Regions from separate parts of the Mus musculus genome. Here region 2 is linked to region 1. A link is a loop called in an ENCODE intact Hi-C map of the cell type or tissue named here. Cell type or tissue: heart. All regions are shown on one strand.

Region 1 (5,000 bases):
GCTTCCAGTGATGAAGTTCCCCTCAAATCATGCTTGTACCTCACACTGCCGATCAGTTCGCCCAAGCCCTAATTACTGTAACTGCCTGGCGCCCTTCCACGGAGGTTTTTTTTTTTTTCTTTCTTTCTTTTTTTTTTTTTCTTTCATTTTTTACAGTATTTCTGAACAGACTGACATATTTTGTTTACTGACAGCAACTAAAGCTCTGTGTAGGATCATAAATAAAGAAGATCGTGTTTAAAAATCACTAATATCATTTTAAGAGGTACTGCAGCCTTGTGTTTTGGCCTCTGTTTGGCTGTGTTAGCCATGAATGACAGCTTCCCTGCTTGAAGCACACAGAAAGCACAGCCTTGCTCATTCACTGACAGGACTGTGGCCTTTTCACACGTTCCTTCCACAGCAGTGTTTGTCCCCAAACACTGGAACTCGACACAATGGCATTCCTACTCTAACACCCCCACCAACAGCACCAGTACATAACAAGAATGCTAATGAGCTGGAGCTGGCCCTCATGAAAGTGTTAACTACATTTCATAGAAAAGTGGTTATGCTGTTCCAAAGATTACCAATTAAACAGATTTCTGCTTAGCTCTCAGCAATTTCCAAGATGTTTCCACTCTTGACAAAATACACGTGATAAATGTAAGGCTAAGCGACTTTAAGCTGTCCTAAATATAATATCTCATTTGAACACTCACGAAGCAGTATATATTTAAGATCACTGTAAAGTAATGTGCTTAATTCAGCCCCAGGCTGTAATAGCCAAGCTAAAATTTAAAATGAAAAAAAAAAAATTACTAGGGTCATAAATACAAAACCAGTAGCCCTGACTTTTCCTTTAAAGTTGCAATGTAACGATTTGTTTAAGAGACCTTCCTTTGGGCTTCTAGAATTTTTAAACCCATTATAGTTTAACAGACAACAAAACAATATGGTTTTCCTATGGGATGTCAAAAGTAGACTAAACGGAACTGATGTCAAAGTGATCCGGTCCTACAATTTTATAATCTTAAGAATTGTTAACAAAACAAGAGCCGCCCCTCGTCCACGTTTCACCTGTCTGGTGATTCCTGAACAGGGTGAGACAGAAAACTAAACAGAACCAGCTTTCTGGAAGGCCGAGTGAAGTAGTGCAGCTCAATGAATGCTCATTAATGCCGAGGGGGACACTCATAAGATAAAGATGTGGCCAGGCTTGCCAATGGCCAGAGGTGGCATTGTAACAGTGCCACTGCAGTGAGTTTTAAAAACATCGAAGCCATGGAAAGAGGACCCAAGTGCATATAATTAAACATGCGTGACTAAAGAAAATAGAATTTTTTGCAAACTTATGGCATTCCTCCTTGCTTTCATCCCTGTACTTCAGCTTACCTATAGCATGATGAAGCTTAACATTGTTACAATGCAGTAAGGCATAGAGGTAGAGAAAGTAGCAGAGAAACGAGACGTTTAAGGATTCTTAAACTTAGCATAATATTGAAATGCTTATAGAGTAGTTAAACGAACAATCTGCAACTAACTAAAAATGTAAAGTTTTGCTCATATTTACATCTAAGATTTAATAAATTATACTTGACAGCATTTTGAGTAATGACCTCTTTAAATTAAAGCAGCAATCCTCAAGGCATTTTTGCCACAGTGAACTGAACTCCTGAGTTTAGCATTTGTTTAGAGTGGCAGAAATAAGAGGCGTTGGCCCTTATTGTCCGGATGTCTTCTGTCTCACCAACCCTCACTTTTAATAAAACTTAGAAAGTGCTTATCTCCAGATTTTATTTAAACAGTGCTTTTCTTGAAATTACAATAAAAGCCATATGCTATTTTTTAACATTGAAAATAACTTAAAACCCTTCACTTAGTGAAACACAACTACAAATAAATTTAATTCAGAAAGGCATCATTTATTTTATAAAATCATTATATATTGAACATTAATATTTAAATATTAAACAATTAAAAGAACAAAAATTTTCTTATACTGGTTTTTGTATATGCTGGCCTAGTAGAACATTGGAACAGTCTGGATTTTTAATCAAATTGTCTATAGTAGTTATTAATCCTCTCTGAATCACTATATCTCATTAAAAGAAACTAAGTACACTTTCCCTAAAAATAAAGTCTGAGACGTCCCTGGAAGTTCCAAGAGCTTTGATGAACTTTCTTCTGCCCATCGTGTGTTGCAGTTCTCCGAGTGGACAGCAGGAGGTGCTGTGTGAACACCGAGCCTGTCATCTGGAGCCCAGCTCCCTCCAGTTTTCTGTGTGCAGTGAATAGTGAGACGCTTTCAAAATATTCATTTATCAGCGGCCGGTGGCCTGAGATAATGAGCCAAATTCTAAAATGGAACCTCCAAGTTTACAATGTAAACCCCACCCTTATTTAACACAAAGGTTGGCTTCTCTTAAGTGTTATGTTGGAAGATTTTTTTTTTAATGGTACAACCTTTTTTTTTTGTAATTATCCAAACTGCAACATTCTGGTTACAATATAAATCCTTTTTTAAGTCAATCAAATGTCCCAAAACTAATTACAAAACCATATGTCTTTACCTTCACACATACATGTGTGTGTGTATAAATAAACATACAACTATAGAATAAATGCACAGAGATTAAAAGGTAAAATCTAATTTAATTTAGTCAAATACATTAATTCAACTATACTCTGGATCCTGAAATACACAAGTTAAATAAGTATAATGGAATTAAGTTCTCTTGAGGAGAAGTTAGTTCACGATTCATTTCTGTAGAATCTGATTTGCTTTTAGACCCATTTCTACAATAGTGAGGTGAGTTTACACCAGAGGAAAAATGAGGAGTCTCAGCCTTCAGAGGAGTGCAGATGAATTCATTTCCTTCGTTGGTGTTACTGACTCTGGAATAACCATGTAAGGATCTGCTTTTCCTCTGCAGAGTGAGCAGTGAGGAAAGATGAGGCAGATGACACTCCATACCAAAAGACAGACACAATCAGCCCCTTTCTTGCTGCCTTTGAGATTCCAGAGCATTTTTGGCTCCCTTAGAGGCGCTGAGCTCACAAAACATGTCACGGTTCTTTTATGACACAATGCCAATCATTGCGTCTATAGAACCAAATACATCTGAAAAAATATATATAATACAGTACTTTTTAAAAAGGGATGGCTTACCTGCTTGTAATAATATTTTTGCAGACTTTAACCGTTGATACAAGGCCCCAAGAACTCCTTGCCCGTGCATCTTAGCCCCCAAGGGTCTGAAACCTTCTCCCTTAGAGACCCAAAGTGGTCCCCTCAAAGGACTGATGGAATTTTGCAGGCATTTTTCAAGCAGAGAAACTACTGGAGAGAAAAGGGGGAAGGATTCCTTTGACCCAACTGAGATACGCTGTCTGGAATGCAGCCTCGAGACTAGAGCTAACTCTTAACATCTATTATTTATGTCTGACCTGGGTTAAGTCTTAGCGAGGCAATTCCTGCGTTACCAGTGGCCACCAGGAAGGATGTATTTATATTGCGACATCCCCCCCCATGCAAGTCTCATAAGCTGTGTGAGCACACCTGAATAGTTCTGAAGTGTGCCTAACTAGCTGCATGGAGTGTCATGGTGTGCACTGATTGCCTTATCTTCTCATTTATCACAGATGAGTTGGAACCAGCCTTGCCGAAAACCTACTTGCATTGTCCTGATAAAAACTGTACGATCCATGATGTTTCAGTGTCCTGCGTCCTGTAGAGGAGTCCGTGTACCCAAAATATCACATCTGGAAATTATTTATAAAGTATGATCCACACCTTTATAATAAGCCTTCCTACCCCAGGCCCATCATTGGTATTCGTTAAAGCAACCCACGACACAGGGTGACAAGATTGTTTAAATAGAAAAGAGGAGAATGTTAAGCAAGGATTTTCTCATGCCTTTGTGTTCCCAAGTCCCCAGAATATTTAAGCTAGTGGTGGATTCAGGAATGCTATCCCAGCAGGGGCTGTGGAAGGATATTTACTTGTGGGCCTGTCATGTAACATCCATGTGGACTTGACAGATATGTTTATACACTTTGCACATGCTTAGCTGATACAGTCTTTCTAGTGTAAAATACTCAAATGACATGGCAGCTAGGTAATGTTTTCTGAAATTTAGTTTTCCCCTGAAAAGCCAGAAATAAATAACAAAATCTTGGGGCCCAGAAAAAAAAATGAATACATATCACTTTTATTTAACATGGTCTTTTCTTAAATGTATGTAGATCCCAAAGATAAACATGCAAGATAGATAGAGATCCTAGCAATATTATTCTTACACATATTTCTGCAAGGAAAATGAATTAAGCAGATCACAAGCTAAGGGCGTAGGTCTGTGCCCTTGGTTATGTTATATGTTGCATATTTTATGCAAAGAAGCCCAGCACTGAAATGGAATTGCAATCAAGCACAGCTGAGCTACTGAGAGGTTGAGCTATGCAAATGGCCTTTGCTACCTGTGTTCTCCTAAATCTTACTTTCAGCTAAGAAAACTTGCAGTTTAGGACACCTGGTTCTCCAGCTCCCTACCAAAGCCAAACTTAAAGTCTGGTGTGTTCGCTGCTTAGAAAAACGTTGGAGATTAAGAGGTTAAGATTTCCTACTGCTATGAGTAAAATCAAAAACATAAGCGTGATGTGACGACATCTGTGCAGAATTCTGTCATCCAGTTGGAGAAACTAACGCCTGAAATTCTAACAAGCCCACTTTTATACACACAGAGAAACTACTTTTCTCTATATGTTTTAAGTAAATAGGTGTCTTACACTTTCATATGTATAATAGATATTTATATTTTTATATTTACATATTTATATATTTTTATATTTATATAATATTTCTACCATATTATATATGTAAAATATAATATACATGACATTGTATATACTATAGAAGAAATAATAATAATTTTATTTAATAATAATATTTCAAAAATAAAATGGGTAAGACAAGTCAGTTTTGATGACAGTTGTGTACAACTAAACCCAGTTTAGAATCA
Region 2 (5,000 bases), 560 kb after region 1:
CTTGTCACTAAGACTAATACCGGTCTAGACAGAGCAAGACCCCAGGGTGGGCTGGGCATTGGATTCTGGGGTCTCTTGCCTAACAGAAATGTCCCGACTGTATATTAGAAGGAGAATGCAAGTGATGTGTATAGAAATGAGTGGACACTGTGGAAGTGAAGGTGGGGAACCTCAAGGCCAACTTACAGAGGAAAGCAGGTGACAGAAGACTCAAAGAACAGCAAGAAGAATCTAGAAGGAGGGCTGGAAAGGAGACACTAGAGAGATGGGAAAGGAGTAGGGAGCAAGGAGTAGCTCATCAAGTCAGGAGGTGGACAGTGGGCTGTCTGGAAATCATAGACGAAGACTGCAAAACAAATGGTTGGTAATTATGACCCTGGAGCGAGGCAGCCAAGTGGTCAAGGGTTGTTGTCCATGTCACACATCCCTGGGGGCCAAGTTATCATTCACAATTTTAGAGTTGCGCTGCACCTCACCTGAGTGACTTCTGGGGATAGGCATGCTAGTGAGAATCCTGTCAGACAAGGGATGAAGGCAGAACCTCACCACCAGCTGAGAAGTGAATAGAGGTGGGGTGCAGTGTGGGGACAGGGCGGGGCAGGGTGGAGTGGAAGCCCATGAAAGTGCTTTTTGAAAGGTGTTCGAAGTTAAGGGAAAAAAATGTGATTAAAAGGACTTGGGGAAAAAATCGTCATGATTTCCTCTTGCATTATAGCTTGGGCTTCAGAGTCTGGGCATGACAGGGAAGGGAGGGGTTAACAAAGGAATAGCTGTGACAGATGAGGAGACAGATGGAGGGAGAGGAACTCAGCCACTCAGAGACAAGTATTTGAGTCTCTCCACCCTTTGCTGGACCGTAGCTGTGGAGAGAAGGCAGCTTCCTGGTGCACAGAACCTACACTGCCCACCTAAGCCATGCTACAGGGAGAAAGCCCTTGGAGAGCGGGTGGAGAGAGCAGTTCATCTGGAGTTGGAGTGTGCTTCCTTGATGAGATGATCTTTTGTGTGAGCTGAGTGCCACTGAAAACCAGGGCAAAGGTCATTCTTGGCAGGTGGCAATGAGCATAGGACTTTCAGAGACAGGAAGAGACCAGCATGGCTTGGTCTGGAGCCAGCAGAGGCATGCAATGAGACCAGAGTATTAGGTGAGGCAGACCTCTCAAAGCACAGGACACTTCCATCGGGGATGCCCAGTGACCAAAGTATATGACGAATCAACCACCAGAGCCTGGGGTCTGTTTAAAGGTCTTCGCCGGTCTCTCAGCCTGCCGGAGTACAAGCAAGAGCCTTCTTCCAAGTCTGCCCTCAGGACTGACAGCTCACCGGAGTCAAGATGAGTTTAACATCATGTCTTCCTTGGAAGGTATCTGAGTCAGGCCCAAGACCTGACTACTTCTATTGTCCCCTACCAATGCTGTGGTGAGAGGAAGGGGACAAACGGGACTGACTATGTTCCTACAAAGACACAGCTGCACCAGTCTTTCACAGAAGGTGAACGCTGCTGCCCTCCTGCTCTGTGGCTGGAACCTGCTTTTCATTTGATGCCTTTTTTCCATACTTCACACTAGCTGGCTGCCTCTTGCTGTTCAGACTTCTTATGGTATCCCCTTGGCTCAACTCAGAAGTTACACCCTTTATATTTTTGGTCTTCTTCATCCACATAAACATCTCAGGTTCCTTAATGCATGTATTATCAAGAAGGCAATCTGATGGAAAGAATTCTCACGGAAGCATTAGCCAACTGGTATCACTGTTACACTTGCAAATTAGAGGATTTGCTCAGAATATTTAGGATTATGTCTGCCAAGGGATGAGCTTTAGAAAGACAGGAGCAAGACCTGGAAATGGACACCCTTTAAGAGGATGCTGGCATATGCTAAGGCTGGTTTTGTCCCCCTTCCCCCCCCCCCCCATCTTAAAGGGATAGAGAAAGCTAACTTCTGTGTTAAAAAGTGAAGTTGGAAATAACTGTGTGGTCTAACGGGGGAGAGTTACAAAGCAGCACGTTGACACTACCCAGGCTTCAATCTAGCTTCTCTGGTTAGGGCTAAAAGTAACACAAAGACTCCACTAAAGGCTACAGAAACACAACTAGAACACCTTCTGTGTATGCTGTATGCATTTCCTGGCTTAGTATTCCTGATATAGGTGTTGCTGTGCTCCCTTTTCTAGGTGAGACAGGGTCAGAAACATAGAGTAATTTCCTTAGAGTCGCAGGGACATACTTAAGATCTGTGGCACGCAAGCCCAGGCTGTCTGAATCCAAAAGCTGCTTGTCCTATGTGCTGCACAGTCATGCCTTGCCCTAACATGATGGCTCTTGACTTGGCCAGGGCTTGAGACATATCTAGCTTACAGATCTTCCATATATCAGGTCGAGTCCTCCCTCCTCTGTCCTGGCCTCAGTTTCCTTATCTGAAGACCAGGGAGACAGTGGAGATCACTGGAAGATGAGTATTCTCAGGTCAGTTAAAGATTTGCTTGATCTGAAAATGCCGGCTATGAGTCTCCTGCTAGGCTCTGAGAAAGAGGCCACGCCAACACTGGTTGAGCATCAGGCAAAACCACCAAGCCCCAGATGGATGTGACCTCTGGGAGTTCATCCAAACACTGGGGTTTGGGGATGGGTGGGAGGGCAATGTTCCTCCTCCAGCAGGCTGAGTTTAGCCAGCAGCGAGTGCCAGGGTCTCCTCCACAGCCCTGCCCAAGCTGCTTTCAAGGTGGGGCAAGTTGGGAGTGTTTCTCCCTCTTCTGGTGAGAGCCAAGAGGTCAGGAGGAGTGTAGCTGTGACAGATGGAATCTGCAAACTTGTTTGGAAACACCCTTTTCAAGTGCACCCTGAGACAGGATTAAGAGAACAGCTTTGGCCCGTTTTCAGGACTGTCATCTGCTGAACACCTCCAAGCTCATTTGAAGGAAGTGACAGAGAGACTGAGATTGCAAATCAGGGAACTTGGCCTCCCCACCTCCACCAGCCGGAAGAAAACAAAAGCGCCTTAAGTAGGAAAGTGACACAGCGCCATCTCCTGGCCAGTAGTTGTCTGGCCCTTGGGGGCCTCTGGTCAGAGTCAGGACTCCTCTACTTCAAGGATTTTGACAAATTGTGCTAGAGGGAAGGCCTGTCCTGGCTTCCAGGAGCTAGGGTGCAAGCATGGGAATTGCATTCACTCTCAGTTTACAATGTGGACATATGTGCGCACTCATGTGTTTTACACAAATACATGCACATTGAAAGTCAATTTGAACATCAAGTAGGATTGACTTTTCTGTGAGGCACAATTCCTCTTCTTGTAGGCAGCTTTCAAGGTTAAACTCATCATGATGAGGTTATGCACTCCAGAGCCAGTGTGTGTGGGTTCAAACCTCAAGTTTTACCATTTAGTCGCTGTCAAGGTTTAAGCAAGTTACTTAACCTCTTTGGGCTGCTCGCCTCTTCTATAAATATGAACAATACTGATACTCCAGCAGCATATTGTGATGAAGCGGTACAATGTATGATCATCACCCTGTACATACTAGCTGTAATTATTGTCCAACAGAGCATGGCTCTCATGTAGTCCCACCATCTGTAGAGTCAACCCATTAAGCTCCATTCTAAGTCTTGTTGGTCAATATGTCCCAGGCAGACATTTCCAGTTAGAGAAAGTTAATGTTAGAGACACTATTTGGTTAACATAGGTGCTACTTACACTCTATATAGCCTCTACGAGGTTTAAGAGTCATGACTGTGGAACTCCCATGTCCTTTGTCTTTATTAAGTCAGTCTGGCAAGGTGGTGGGCCCGTTGGTGCTGTAGACTGACTGATGACACTCTGGCGGACAGGGTGGATGTGTCCTCTCTCCAACTTAGGGAAATTTTCCTCCTGGCTTTTCCTACCTTCATCTGCAAAGTATCCCAGGGAAGCTAGCAGAGTGGCTTCCAGGGGAGCCGCAAGCATCTCGAGAAACTCTGACTTAGATGGGATACTTACAGACACTAACCAAAAAGAGCTCTTTCCATCTAGAAAAATGATGGCCAGGAGACAGGCTGCCAAAGTCAGAGGCTGGCTTTCCCAAGGTCAACCATAAATCAAGGTGAGCACATGTTACAGGAGCCAGTGCTGGAGTCTTGAGGGGGTGTGGGGCCTGATGACAGGGGGATTATCTCTTCCCATTCCGTCTGCTGCCAGGGAAGCCAGGCATGTGTCTGCTCATTGCCACCAAGGAAGCCTTCCTGCTGTTTAATGAGGGTTAGCTTGCCCTGGGAAGGAAGGCCTGGCCTGCACATCTGTCTCATCAAAGGGGTCAAAGGCTTAGGACACAAAGGTCTCTCAGGCCTCCATTCTCTGGCCTTTATCACCCCCCAGAAGCCATCCTGTTAACGTGCTCAAACAGCCGTGACTTTGCCTCTGCTGTGTTTGGGGAGTTCAGTCTGGTGAAGAGGGAAGAGAGAGAGAGAGCCCTTGGAGTCTCTCAGACTTCGCACTTGGCTGCCTCTCCTGAGGAGGACCTGAACCGTGACTCATCTGGGGTAGAATGTTTTGTTAGCAAATCCTTGTTTTGCTTTAAAGCCACTGATGTCTCAAGAAAACAGCCTCAAGCGAATTTGGAGGAGGAAGAGGAGGAGGAGGAGGAAGAGGAGGAGGAGGAGGAGGAGGAAGAGGAGGAGGAGGAGGAAGAGAGAGAGCGTTAGAGAGAGAGAGAGAGAGAGCACTGCCTCACATGTAATCTGTTTACAGGGGACAGAAGTGACCCTAGGAGCAAGCTCGAGCCAGGCACCCTCACCATGATGGCCTTGAGGTCATGAGGCTTTTTGCAGGAAATCAAGACATACTAATGCTTTAAGTTGGAAGGACATAAGAGATGGTGAGGCTGCATCTGCTATGGAGCTTTGGAGGTCCAACATCACTTGGAGTTTAGGAGCTGCCTTTGAACTCAAGGCTTCACCCCACACACCTCAGCTTCTTCATCTGTCAAGGGGATTAGCAATACTAGGGTGAGAACAACATGACAAACGCAAA

Evidence for each region. Hi-C counts contacts between places; a loop is a spot of excess contacts. Peaks named below come from ENCODE experiments on the same cell type or tissue, not always from the same donor. Only the 100,000 strongest peaks of a DNase experiment are listed, where the experiment ranks them.
Region 2: a loop joins it to region 1, with 16 times the contacts of the local background. A loop is called at or near these places in 25 of 42 quality-filtered maps.

What each region holds. Positions count from the first base shown.
Region 1 is chr2:106,079,392-106,084,391 of GRCm38, reverse strand. Dcdc5 (doublecortin domain containing 5) reads right to left here and starts at 3,393. Exons shown (of 24, transcript NM_177844.2): 1 at 3,152-3,393. In heart, a CTCF peak has its summit at 2,197 (motif pointing right); no DNase peak of the experiment used is centred here.
Region 2 is chr2:105,521,421-105,526,420 of GRCm38, reverse strand. All of the region lies in intron 1 of 4930527A07Rik (RIKEN cDNA 4930527A07 gene), which reads right to left. Among named protein-coding and RNA genes, the nearest start is that of 4930527A07Rik, 47 kb to the right of the region's middle. In heart, a CTCF peak has its summit at 3,032 (motif pointing left); no DNase peak of the experiment used is centred here; H3K27me3 peaks cover 576 bases.